Linked DNA regions of Homo sapiens: region 2 is linked to region 1. The links are chromatin contacts, found by Hi-C or POLR2A ChIA-PET in ENCODE. All regions are on one chromosome and are shown on one strand. Each heading gives the region's core, a stretch centred on a gene start or an enhancer-like site at or near the end of the contact. The rest is flanking DNA. Distances are from core to core; before and after follow the strand shown.

Region 1 (5,997 bases), core at 1,881-4,380:
GGTCTTGAACTCCTGGGCTTAAGCAATTCTCCTGCCTCCATCTCTCAAAGCACTGAGATTCAGGCATAAGCCACGGTACCCAGCCTAATGAATTTTGCATTTCGGTTATCCTACTTTTAAACTTCAGAATTTCCATTTGGGCCTCTTTTAAAACTAGTTTCTATCTCTTTATCAATATTCTCTATTTGATAAGACATCATCTTCACATCTTTCTTTACCTCTTTAAGTATGGTTTCCCTTCAATTCTTTGAAGATATTTATTTATTTGTTTTTTTTTGTTTGTTTTTTTTTTTGAGATGAAGTCTTGCTCTGTTGCCCAGGCTGTAGTGCAGTGGCGCAATCGCGGCTCACTGCAACCTCTGCCTCCTGGGTTCAAGGGATTCTCCTGCCTCAGCCGCCGGAGCAGCTGGGACCACAGGCGCATACCAACATGCCCAGCTAATTTTTGTATTTTTAGTAGAGATGGGGTTTCACCATGTCGGCCAGGCTGGTCTTGAACTCCTGACCTCGTGATCCTCCTGCCTCAGCCTCCCAAAGTGCTGGGATTACAGGCGTGAGCCACCATGCCTGGCCCAGTTCTTTGAACATATTTATTATGATTATCCTACAGTCTTTGTGAAATCTGACATCTGGTCACTCTCACAAGGCAGTTTCTGTTGCCTGTTTTTTTCCCTGTTTCTTTGCACATTTCATACTTTTTCTTGGAAACTAGACATTTTAGCTATATAGCAACTCTGGATACTGCTTCCCCTCTCCACAGCTTGTTTTTGTTGTGGTTGCTTATTTATTTGTTTTGTGACTTGGCTAGACTATTTCAGTGAAGTCTATTTTCCCTACAGTATGTAGCCGCTGGTGTCACTCTTTGGATGGCACAACCTTAGGGGTACAAACTGACCCTGGAATGACAGTCGTTTCAAGCAGGGCTCTCTTTGTCTTGATTCCCGATCTCTCTGTTAAACTGTGTGCCTTATTTGGATTACGCTCAGTCTCAAGGATCCATTAATTGCAGTTCTATTGTTTTTGACAATGTTCCAGGGCATCAATTGCTCAGCAGTCTGATCCAATTAAATTTGGGAAGGAATAGTCTTTGCTGTAAGTCTTTGAGATTTGTTCTGACCTGAAGAGGGCTCCTCTTAGCTACCTTTCCCTGATTCTCTCTGATGAACTAGATGGCCTACAGTTTAGTTACTGTTCTTTAAGGTATGTTATCATTTTCTAAAGTGTCCTTAGGCCTGTACTTCCCCACACTGTTTCAAATAAAGTCAGTTCCTTTGGAGAGTACCTCGGAGCTCTCTTTTGTTATGAACTGTCTCTCGCCCTGGGAAAGGTCTCTGAGGCACTACTCTGGGTGCTGGGTGGGATAGTAGCCTCTTGCCTTCTTGGCTTGCTTCTCTCAGTGGAACCTCTGCCCTACGAGTGAGCTGGGGTGAGGACGATTAGGGCTCCAGTATTCTGCTGCAAATGGGATGAAGCCTCCATTCTGTAAGTGGGAGCTTGGTGGAGAAAGGGAGCCCTAACTGCTCAGCTGCACTCACCAGAATTTCAGCCTCTTCAACTTGGAGTTGGAGGGGTAGAGAAATGTTGACAATGTGGCCTTCCCAGTGAGATATGGTAAACCTGACTGGGAGCTGAGGGGAGAAGAAGCCCCATCTTCTTGTCCACACTTATCCTGAGTGGAGATCTGTCAAGCTGAGCTGAGGGGAGGAGGAAGGAACTAGCTAGGGCTCAATGCCACAGACTCTTGCTGTTGTTTACCAGAGTTTTAGAAGATTTTGTTGAATAAATATGTCTTCATTTGAGGTATGCTCTTAGGGCAATTTCTAGAGACTTTTTTTTTTTTTTTTCGAGATGGAGTCTCACTCTGTCACCTAGGCTGGAGTGCAGTGGCATGATCTGAGTTCACTGCAACTACTGCCCCCCAGGTTCAAGCAATTCCCCTGCCTCAGCCTCCCGAGTAGCTGGGATTGCAGGCATGTGCCACCATGCCTGGCTAATTTTTGTATTTTTAGTAGAGACGGGGTTTCATCATGTTGGCCAGGCTAGTCCTGAACTCCTGACCTCAAGTGATCTGCCCACCTCAGCATCCCAAAGTGTGGGGGATTACAGATGTGAACCACTGCACCCAGCCTCCAGAAACTTTAAATGGTTGATTTTTTTTTTTTTTTTTGAGACAGGGTCTCACTCTGTCAGCCTAGCTGGAGTGCAGTGCTGCATTCATGGCTCACTGCAGCCTCAACATCCCAGGGTCAAATGATCCTTTTGCCTCAGCCTCCCAAGTAGCTGGGACCACAGGCACGTGCCGCCATACCCAGGTAAATAAAAAATGTTTTTTGGTACATACAGGGTCTTGCCATGTTGCCCAGGCTGGTCTCAAAGTCCTGGACTCAAGCAGTTCTCCCACCTTGGCCTCCCAAAGTGCTGAGATTATAGGTATGAGCCACCATGCCCAGCCTTGATGGTTGCTTTTTTATAGTTTTCCCTAGCTTTGTTTGCTTTACTGGGAAGCAGATCTATGGGAGCTCTTCATGCTACCATCTTTAAAGTAGAACTCTATCCAGTCTCTTATACTGAAGCTGTGTCTCTGGGATGGAAATTTCCTACTGAGTGAGATACAAAAGACCTAAGCGAGCTTTCTATAGATAAGCTAGGTCTGAACAAACCTGACAGTCATTGTTATCGCTAGCCACACGCTTGTCTCTGAGCTTCTCAGTCAACTCAGCCTATTTCCTTAAAGGTTTTCCATGATACCTGCTGAGGTATAGCAGGTACCCTCTTATCCCTTAACCTGGTCTTGTCCCATCCCAAGGTCTGTTACTGCCAGTTACTACCCTTCTCTTGCTCAAGTCCCTTTGCATTACCCATTTCACATTTCCTTCTTCTCTCATCACCAACAGGATACATGAGTGCCAGGGTAGGATTTCTGGTCATTATATGTGAAATTCTTATAAAACTGACTCATGTGCTTTCCGAAAGGGGATTTGATTTACTAGTCATTTGATCTCCATATCATAAACACATTTTCATGGCAAGCAGAGAACCAACAGATGACTGGCTTTCCTAATGCAGCTGGAATGTATATTAAAATACAAGAAGACAGCACTTCTCCTCTATACACAATTTTAAGGTCAGATTGAGAAAAAGGATTAAGTAGGGTGTTCCCACTGATTCACGCTGGCACTTGAAAGAAATGTGAACTCTCTCCTTTTGATGAAATGGAAACCAAACCTAAAGATTCTAGCTTTACCTCACAAGATACATGGTTAGTTTTAGAAATAATTTTCCTATTCAATCTCAGTTGCCTACTTTCCATTTTTTTCTAAATGCATGGCCTTTCAACACCCACTCAGGAGAGAAGTTGCCAAGTCATTGCAAAACTGCAGACATACATTCCCAAAAGACTGAGTCAGATAGGCTCAGTATAGTATTACTTTGTATCTAATTCCAATGAGCTTTTTCTGGTTTCTATATTCAAGTAATCAGAAGCCACAAATCAGAAGAAAGGGGGAATTACTAAAAGTAGACAGGCAAGCATACTAAAAGCACTGATAAGAATATAAACAACAAAAAGCTTCAACAAGCAGATACAACAATTCAAACTGCTCATTGGTATGGGGCATCAGTCTGAGAAACCTCAGCAGGCCAAGGGCACCACTGCATTCAGTGTAATACAGTAACTGGAGTTCATAAAAATGATGACTCTGGGTCAATGAGAGAAAAATTACAACACCTTCAGTAAACTCTGTTTAAACATGAAATGTAAATTTTAGAAAAATATTCATCCAGCCGGGCATGGTGGCTCACACCTATAATCCCAGCACTTTGGGAGGCCAAGGCGGGCAGATCACCCAAGGTCAGGAGTTCAAGACCAGCTTGGCCAACATGGTGAAACCCCGTCTCTACAAAAATACAAAAAAAAATTAGCTGGGCATGATTGCAGGTGCCTGTAATCCCAGCTACTCGGGAGGCCAAGGCAGGAGAATTGCTTGAACCCAGGAGGTAGAGGTTGCAGTGAGCCAAAATCACGCCACTGCACTCTAGCCTGGGCAACAGAGCGAGACTCTGTCTCAAAAAAAAAAAAAAGAAAAGAAAAGAAAAGAAAAATATTCATCCAAAATGATGTTCAATAGGTGCTATCCTCGTATCCTCAGCTAGATGGGAAACTTAGCTACAGAGGCTGACATTCCTTGAATGATCTAAATGGCTGAGGTTCTATTGTACTTACAATTTTAGTTCTTTGGCCAGGTACAGTGGCTTACACCTGTAATCCCAGCACTTTGGGAACCCAAGGCGGGTGGATCACTTGGTGCCAGGAGTTCGAGACCAGCCTGGTCAACATGGTGAAACCCCGTCTCTATTAAAAATACAAAAATTAGCCGGGCGTGGTGGTGTGCGCCTGTAGTCCCAGCTACTTGGGAGGCTGAGACACAAGAATCATTTGAGCCCAGGAGTCAGAGGCTGCAGTGAGCTGAGATCCTACCACTGCACTCGAGCTGGGGCGACAGAGCGAGACTCTGTCTCCAAACCAGACTCTGTCTCACCCACAATTATTTTAGCATGTTCCTATTATGTGAAAAGGGTTTTCAACACTTGCTGAACCCTGGATTGGTATAAATACATATAGTGTTCATTACAGTACAGGCTCCTAAGAGAAATCATAACCCCTATGGAACAGTAACTCACCACAGTTGTCCAGAGTTAACAATAAAATACCTGAATCAGAGAGATCATTTGGGCAAATGTATGGGTTTTCACAAGTATATGTTGAGGAGGAAAGAAAACGTACCTACATAAATATGATCATAATATTTAGAAACCTCTGATATTGTAACTAGCACTTACTTCTACATTGCTTAAACACTCACTGCTGCCAACCATTTACAATAATATTTTTAAAGCCAACTTTACGCTTACTAGTTACCTAAGGAACCACAAGGCAGAGGCTTGCCGCACACTTTTCCACATGAAGGCACAGGGTCCATGCATGTTTTCCGACTACTACTTCCAAGTTCTAGCAATTGGCTGAGAGGAGTTTGGCCACAGGGGCAACAGCGCACCAGCTGGGGGAGCCGTGGGCATTGCTGGCAGGGCTGAGGGTGGCACACTTGCGAACATGTATGGTTACCGCATTTCAAGTCCCTGTTAAGAAAACACACTATTACATAATTGTTGCATAAAGTGCAGCTTTAGTTCAACTGAAGAAAACGTAAAACCTTACTTGCCACATATCTTTAAACAGCTGAAATCCCCAAATCCATCAGACTTTCCTACATCGGTTCCACATAACACATCTCGGGAGGTGCTGCCGCAATAGCATACTTGAAGAGAAAATTTCAAAAACAAAACGTTAGTAACATGTATGGGTTCTTAAAATGTCACAAATAATCTATAAGAAAATACAAAATGCGGGCCTGGCACAGTCGCTCATGCCTGTAATCTGGGAGGCCAAATAGAGTACTGATCAGACCTATGCAGAAATGAGTATAGTTCATACAGCAGCTCTAAGACCCGCCTAAGAGCTTTACCATAGGAAGAAATTAAAAAAGCCTTGTTAAACTATTAATATCTCATAGTGCCTCTGCAGCACATTCCAAGAACAGCATCAGAGTGAAGCAACCTCTAAATTAAGAGAACACTATCTGGTCCATAAGGCCGTGGCTGAACACCATTCACTGTGAGGCTCCTGCGGGTCCTCTGGTGATGTTACAGGAGATAGACAAGCTAAGCTGGTAGTAGTGGTGGAGGAGTTGACATCTGGATTTCCCATCCTCACTTCAACCCAAGAAGCACAGGTTTCATACTTTATGTCAGGTTTTACATAAAACACTTGTAAAAAGGTCCCCGTTGCCAAAAAGAAATTTAAAAATTGGCATGAGAGTATAAGATCTAATGATCAGAATAAATGCAGTATTATAAAAACATCACATTTTTAAAATCACATATACAATAAAAATAAAATAGAAACCTTCTAATAAGGTATTAAAAATAATACTCATAAAA
Region 2 (5,671 bases), core at 1,075-3,574, 95 kb before region 1:
GAGTGACGCATGTACAAAGTTGACCATGTATTTACAGATACGTCTGGCACAGAGTAGGAGTTGAGGACATTCTTTAGACCCAGCAAGACTTGTCTTGGTAACTAATTGGGTGTGCTGGCAAAGCACAGGAGGAGCCAGGAGGGCTTTTAACCAGCTTCCTTCATCTGGGGGACGATCAACTCACCTGGGCTACTCGGGTTTCCTGGTTTTCTGTCTATGTTTGCAGACTGCCCCTCTGTCCTCAGGGAGTTCCCAGACTTGGGGACAGACTTCTGAGCAGGAATACAGAGGTGAGAGAGGGCAGGAGGGGACAGAGCCCGTCTGGGCCTAGAATGGGGCTCTGTGCTCAATAAGAGGCGCAAAAGGTATGAATTATCAACAAGAAGGGGTTCCATGGGGGGCATAGTTAGGAGTCTCAGGGTTTGGACAGAGGAGAGGAGAGGGATGGGTCCTGCTGCCACCCTGGTTTTTCCCTGAGGCATCTGTACAGAAGCAGAGGTCTGGTAGTAGCCCATGAGGTGCAGCGACAGCTCAGCTGCAGATATATATTGTAAAGGAATAGAGGTGCCTTTCTGGCATGAGTCTTGGCTGAGGGTGTGGGTAGGATTTAATAAGGGTGGAGGTAAGGGGTTTGGGGGCGCTGGAGGCTGGTGGTTGGGCGGGCCCCACGCAGGGTGTTGGTCCCTTGAAGCCACAGCTGTCAGCTTGTGGCTTCCCATCCTGCTAGCTCAGCAGGTCCCACAGGTTGGCAGGTGACTCACCCCTCACCCTCAAATGGTCCTTGCTCTGAAAGGGGTAGGAGGGATGCAGAATATAGCACCTGTGTGTTCACCTATATGGGCGCAATGCTGTGTTACACACCTGGGTCCAAGATGTGTACCCGTGTCTGACTGAGCATACATAGGGAGTCCCCAGGCACACAGCCCCCTAGACTGTGTGCCACAGGTGCGAAGGGGGCATGTGGCATGGGCGGAGGTAGTGTGGATGAACACACAGCACTTCCCAGAGCACACGCACATGTGACAGGTGTCTTCCTGAAAAGAAGGATTGCAGCTTCAGAGCCTGTCGAGCCATAAGAAGCGGAGGTCTGAGAGGTGGGAAGGGCTCTCTAATGACAGCTCATCTTCCCCAAGAAGGACTTGGCTGGATCAGCTGGCAGAGCTGGGCACCCTAAGCCTGTGGTGACGGCAGCAGCTTCCCTAACCTTATCCCTAAGCTCCCGGCTGCAGGCCAGGGTGGTTCCACTGTCCTAACCCTGAGACGGCATTTACACCCCACAGGCCACACAGGCAGGCTGGGAGCAGTGAGTGGCAGGTGGGCACTCAGTCATTGCTTTCTCTTACCCCCTCTGCAGGCAGGAGGGACGTGAGGGTCCTGGCTGCGTCTGGTCTGAGGGGCTGTGGGGTGAGCACGTCAGCCCCAGGTTGCGCATGCCCCTGGTTTGTGTGGCACTGTATGCACACTCCACAACTTGGTGTGTTGGCCCCTGCCCCGGCACCTGGGGCCTGGTGCTGCCTTCCCATCACACTCCATGATCTGAGAGATGCTTGAAGAGGGCCAAAGAGTCTGGACTAGGAGCCAGGAAGCTCTCACTTGGTGACTTTGGAGATGTCCCTTTACCATGTCTGGGGCTCAATTTGTAGAGGGGCAATAATCCCTGTGGGGTCACCTTGCCAGGCTGCTGGGTAACAGATTCTCATGGAGGCGCACGGAAAGTCAGGAAAGCTCGGTCCTGGAGGCTTCCTATGGGGGATGGTGGTGTCCCCTGTGTTGCTCGGTTGAAGGACTAGGGGCTGAAATCAGATCGCAGCCTCCAGGGAACTTGCACTGCCCCACAGAGGGGTTCAGACCTCCTGGAGATGTGAGGCATTAGAGTTCTGGGGCTGAGCTTCCAAATAAACTTCAAAACAGTGATGTGACAGGCCAAGACCTGCTCTCAGTGAGGCTGGAAAAATCCTTCCACCCATCCCTGCCCATGGGCCCCGACCCTGCTGCTGGAGTGAGCTGCCATGAACTCCAGCCTGAGCCCGGGAACCAGCTCAGATCTTACCCTGTCTCTCATTTGCCTCCGTCCCCACCCCCAGCCTGCTGCCTCTCAGGTTCACACTTCCTGGGCTCAGAGTTTCATCCTGAGGCTGTTGGCTCAGCCAGAGCAAACAGAGACAGCACTAAAGTCAACAAAACCAGAGAGCAAGCAGCGCAGGTGACGTGGAAAAGAAAACTTGGAAGCCACAACAAAGGCATGTGGGCTGGGCCGGGTGGAGCCCTTGAGGGGACTGGAGTTGGGGACGCACGGGTGACACCTCCAGTGGACTCAGGCTAAAGGAGTCAGCTTCGGCTGCCAGCAGGGGGTGCTAGAGCCAGTCTCATGGGTGCTGAAAACAGGATGAGGTTGGGAGTCTGGGGGTTAAGGTTCCACCTTACCCAAACCCATCTCACTGAGGCTCTTGGCTGGGTTGCCTCAGCTGCTGTGAAAGGAGTGAGAGGCTCAACTAGGGGCCAGGGTTGTGGGTAGGGGCGTGCAGGGCGGGAGTAGACAGGCTGGAACAGGAGAAAGGAGGAGCTCCCGGCTCACTGCCCCACCCCAGGTGCTTCCCCCGCACCCCCTCGCCCAGGGCTCAAGGGCTTGGAGCCGTGAATTCCTGGGGATGCCCAGGACGCCCCCACAGGCAGAGTCACCTGACAAACTGTTTCTCTCCCACTCAGTGGGGGAAAGCTCCATTCTCTCAACATTTATTGTGCATCTGCTATGTTCCCAGTGTAGGAGAAATCGTCTGGGAATCAAATGGCCCCACCCGTCACGGGCTCAGCAAGCCAGTTGTCCCCAGGAGGCAGCCTGCCCAAGGCCCTGTCATGCCTGGAACCCCCACCCGCTCAGTGAGTCGGCTGCCTGTTAACTGGGCTGGCAATTGCAGGGTGCCTGGGGCAGCCTGGCCCCTAGACTGAGGGGGTGACCAAGGGTTCAAGTCCAGAAAGCTAAGCCACTAGGCTGCAATGGCAAGGGCTGGGAGACCAGACACACCATTGGAGCGGCTGAAGAGGAAGGTGGATGTCCCTGAGCATTGCTCTTGCTGTCTGCAGAATGAGCATATTATACTCTACTCCCAGCACTTCTAGTTTGGCCCTGGCATCAGGCAAGAATCTGTTAGGGCAGGAGAAGGACAGGAGGTGTGGAGTACAGAGTTTCCCTCCCTCAGATGGGCTTCCTACCCACCACCCAGAGAGTTTACTCTACCAGGCCCTTGCCATGCCCCCTGCCCACTCAGTCCATTCTCCCAACAACCCTGCAAGATAAGGATTCATATCTTCATTTTACAGATGAAGAAGCCCAGTTAAATTTCTTGCTTTAAGTCACCCAATGCTGATTAAGAAGCTGAGCTGGATTCAAGTTCAGGTCTGTCTGTCTAAAAAGCCTGAGCTATAAACAACTCACACCCAGGTGGGGCCCTGAGTAGGGAAACTTCAAACCAGCCTCAAACTCAGGCTCCTGGCCAGGAGGTCTCTGGGTTTTTCCACTGCTCCTTCCGGCCACCACTTCAGTCTCTCCTTCCTCCTTCTCATGATGCGTCCCTTATCCTGAGCCTCCTCCCTGCTCCGATTAACCTGGTACCTGAGTCTCTACCATTTTTAGACTCTTTCTTTCCTGTGGGTTAGGAAATTGCTGCTTGGAGCTTTTCCTTTAAAATGCTTTACTGTGGAAAGATTATGAAATGGGTTTAGGCAGAAATCAAAGAATAAAAGCAGAAGGCGAAGTACTGATGCGGGGGACGGGGGGAATGTGACAATGGAGGGGTCAGGCTGTCACTCCCTGAAGCCACTGAGCAGTTGGCATCACTGAGCATGGGCAGCTAGACATGACGTGTCTCCTGATGGGATGAAATAGGAAGCATGCAGCACCTCCACAGAGGACCCGCTGCTCCAGCCCACATGCAAGACTGAACCTAAATAAAATCACACCAGACCGGGCGCGGTGGCTCGTGCCTGTAGTCCCAGCACTTTGGATGGCCGAGGTGGGTGGGTTGCTTGAGCCCAGGAGTTCGAGACCAGCCTGGGTACATGGCGAGACCCCATCTCTACAAAAAATACAAAAATTAGCGTGGCATGGTGGCATGCGCCTGTCGTCCCAGCTGAGAGAATCACTTGAACCCGGGAAGTCAAGGCTGCAGTGAGCAACATTCACGCCACTGCATTGCAGCCTGGGCAACAGAGCGAGACTGTCTCAAAAAAATAAACAAAGCCAGGCAGGGTGTGTTGGCTCACGCCTGTAATCCCAGCACTTTGGGAGGCCAAGACGGGCGGATCATGAGGTCAGGAGATCGAGACCATCCTGGCTAACACGGTGAAACCCTGTCTCTACTAAAAATACAAAAAAATTAGCCAGGCATGGCGGTGGGTGCCTGTAGTCCCAGCTACTCAGGAGGCTGAGGCAGGAGAGTGGCGTGAACCCGGGAGGCAGAGCTTGCAGTGAGCTGAGATCACACCACTGCACTCCAGCCTGGGTGACAGAGTGAGACGCTGTCTCAAAATAAATAAATAAATAAAATTAATAAAAAATAAATAAACCATACACCATTAGAGCTCTTTTTTTTTTTTTTTTTTTTTTTTGAGACAGAGTCTTGATCTGCCACCCAGGCTGGAGTGCAGTGGCACAATCTTGGCTCACTGCAACTTCTGCCTCCCAGGTTCAAGCAATTCTTGTGACTCAGCCTCCTGAGTAGCTGGGACTACTCAGGCACCCACCACCCCACCTGGCTAATTTTTTTGTATTTTTAGTAGAGACGGGGTTTCACCGTGTTGGCCAGGTTGGTCTCGAACTCCTGACCTCAGGTGATCCTCTCGCCTCAGCTTCCCAAAGTGCTGGGATTACAGGAGTGAGCCACCACACCTGGCCACTTTTTTTTGTTTTTGAGGCAGAGTCTTGTTCTGTTGCCCAGGCTGGAGTGCAGTGGTGCAATCTTCGCTCACTGCAATCTCTGCCACCTGGGTTCAAGTGATTCTCCTGCCTCAGCTTCCCCAGTGGCTAGGACTACAGGCGTGCACCACCACGCCCAGTTAATTTTTGTATTTTTAATAGAGACGGAGTTTCATCATGTTAGCCAGGCTGGTCTCAAACTCCTGACCTCAGACGATCCTCCTGCCTTGGTTTCCTAAAGTGCTGGGATTACAGGTGTGAGCCACTGCGCCCAGCCCAGAGCTGACTTCTCATATTTTTTTTTTATTTCTTTCTCTTTTTTTTTTTCTTTTTTTTTTGAGACAGGGACTTGCTCAATGGCACAGACATGGCTCACTGCAGCCTTGACTTCCCAGGTTCAAGTGATCCTGCTGCCTCAGGCTCCTGAGTAGCTGGGACTACAGGTGCATGCCACCATGCCTGGCTAATTTTTTTCCTTTGAGATGGAGTCTCGCTCTGTCGCCCAGGCTGGAGTGCAGTGGTGTGATCTTGGCTCACTGCAAGCTCCGCCTCCCGGGTTCACGCCATTCTCCTGCCTCAGCCTCCTGAGTAGCTGGGACTACAGGCGCCCACCACCACGCCCAGCTAATTTTTTGTATTTTTAGTGGAGATGGGGTTTCACCATGTTAGCCAGGATGGTCTCGATCTCCTGACCTCATGATCCGCCTGCCCCGGCCTCCCAAAGTGCTGGGATTACAGGTGTGAGCCACTGCGCCTGGC

What was found. A loop is a pair of places that touch in the nucleus more often than their neighbours do. ChIA-PET counts read pairs that join two places held with the same protein, here RNA polymerase II (POLR2A). Pooled maps may share reads with other maps.
Region 2: a loop to region 1 is called in a pooled map, with 6 times the contacts of the local background. The contact joins two enhancer-like sites. A Hi-C loop is called at or near these places in 5 of 50 pooled maps. POLR2A ChIA-PET finds 5 or more read pairs at or near these places in 6 of 52 experiments (AG04450, CD4-positive, alpha-beta T cell, H1 and 3 more).

Annotation. Positions count from the first base shown.
Region 1 is chr9:33,318,049-33,324,045 of GRCh38, reverse strand. It overlaps NFX1 (nuclear transcription factor, X-box binding 1), which reads right to left. Exons shown (of 24, transcript NM_002504.6): 8 at 5,216-5,315; 9 at 4,919-5,136. Among named protein-coding and RNA genes, the nearest start is that of NFX1, 31 kb to the right of the region's middle. Within about 2 kb of position 3,130, at least 6 of the 41 ENCODE cell types and tissues checked have a DNase peak (open chromatin) inside an H3K27ac peak, as active enhancers do.
Region 2 is chr9:33,412,269-33,417,939 of GRCh38, reverse strand. No RefSeq gene overlaps it. Among named protein-coding and RNA genes, the nearest start is that of AQP7, 13 kb to the right of the region's middle. RefSeq lists enhancers at 2,304-2,834, 2,835-3,366. Within about 2 kb of position 2,324, at least 8 of the 41 ENCODE cell types and tissues checked have a DNase peak (open chromatin) inside an H3K27ac peak, as active enhancers do.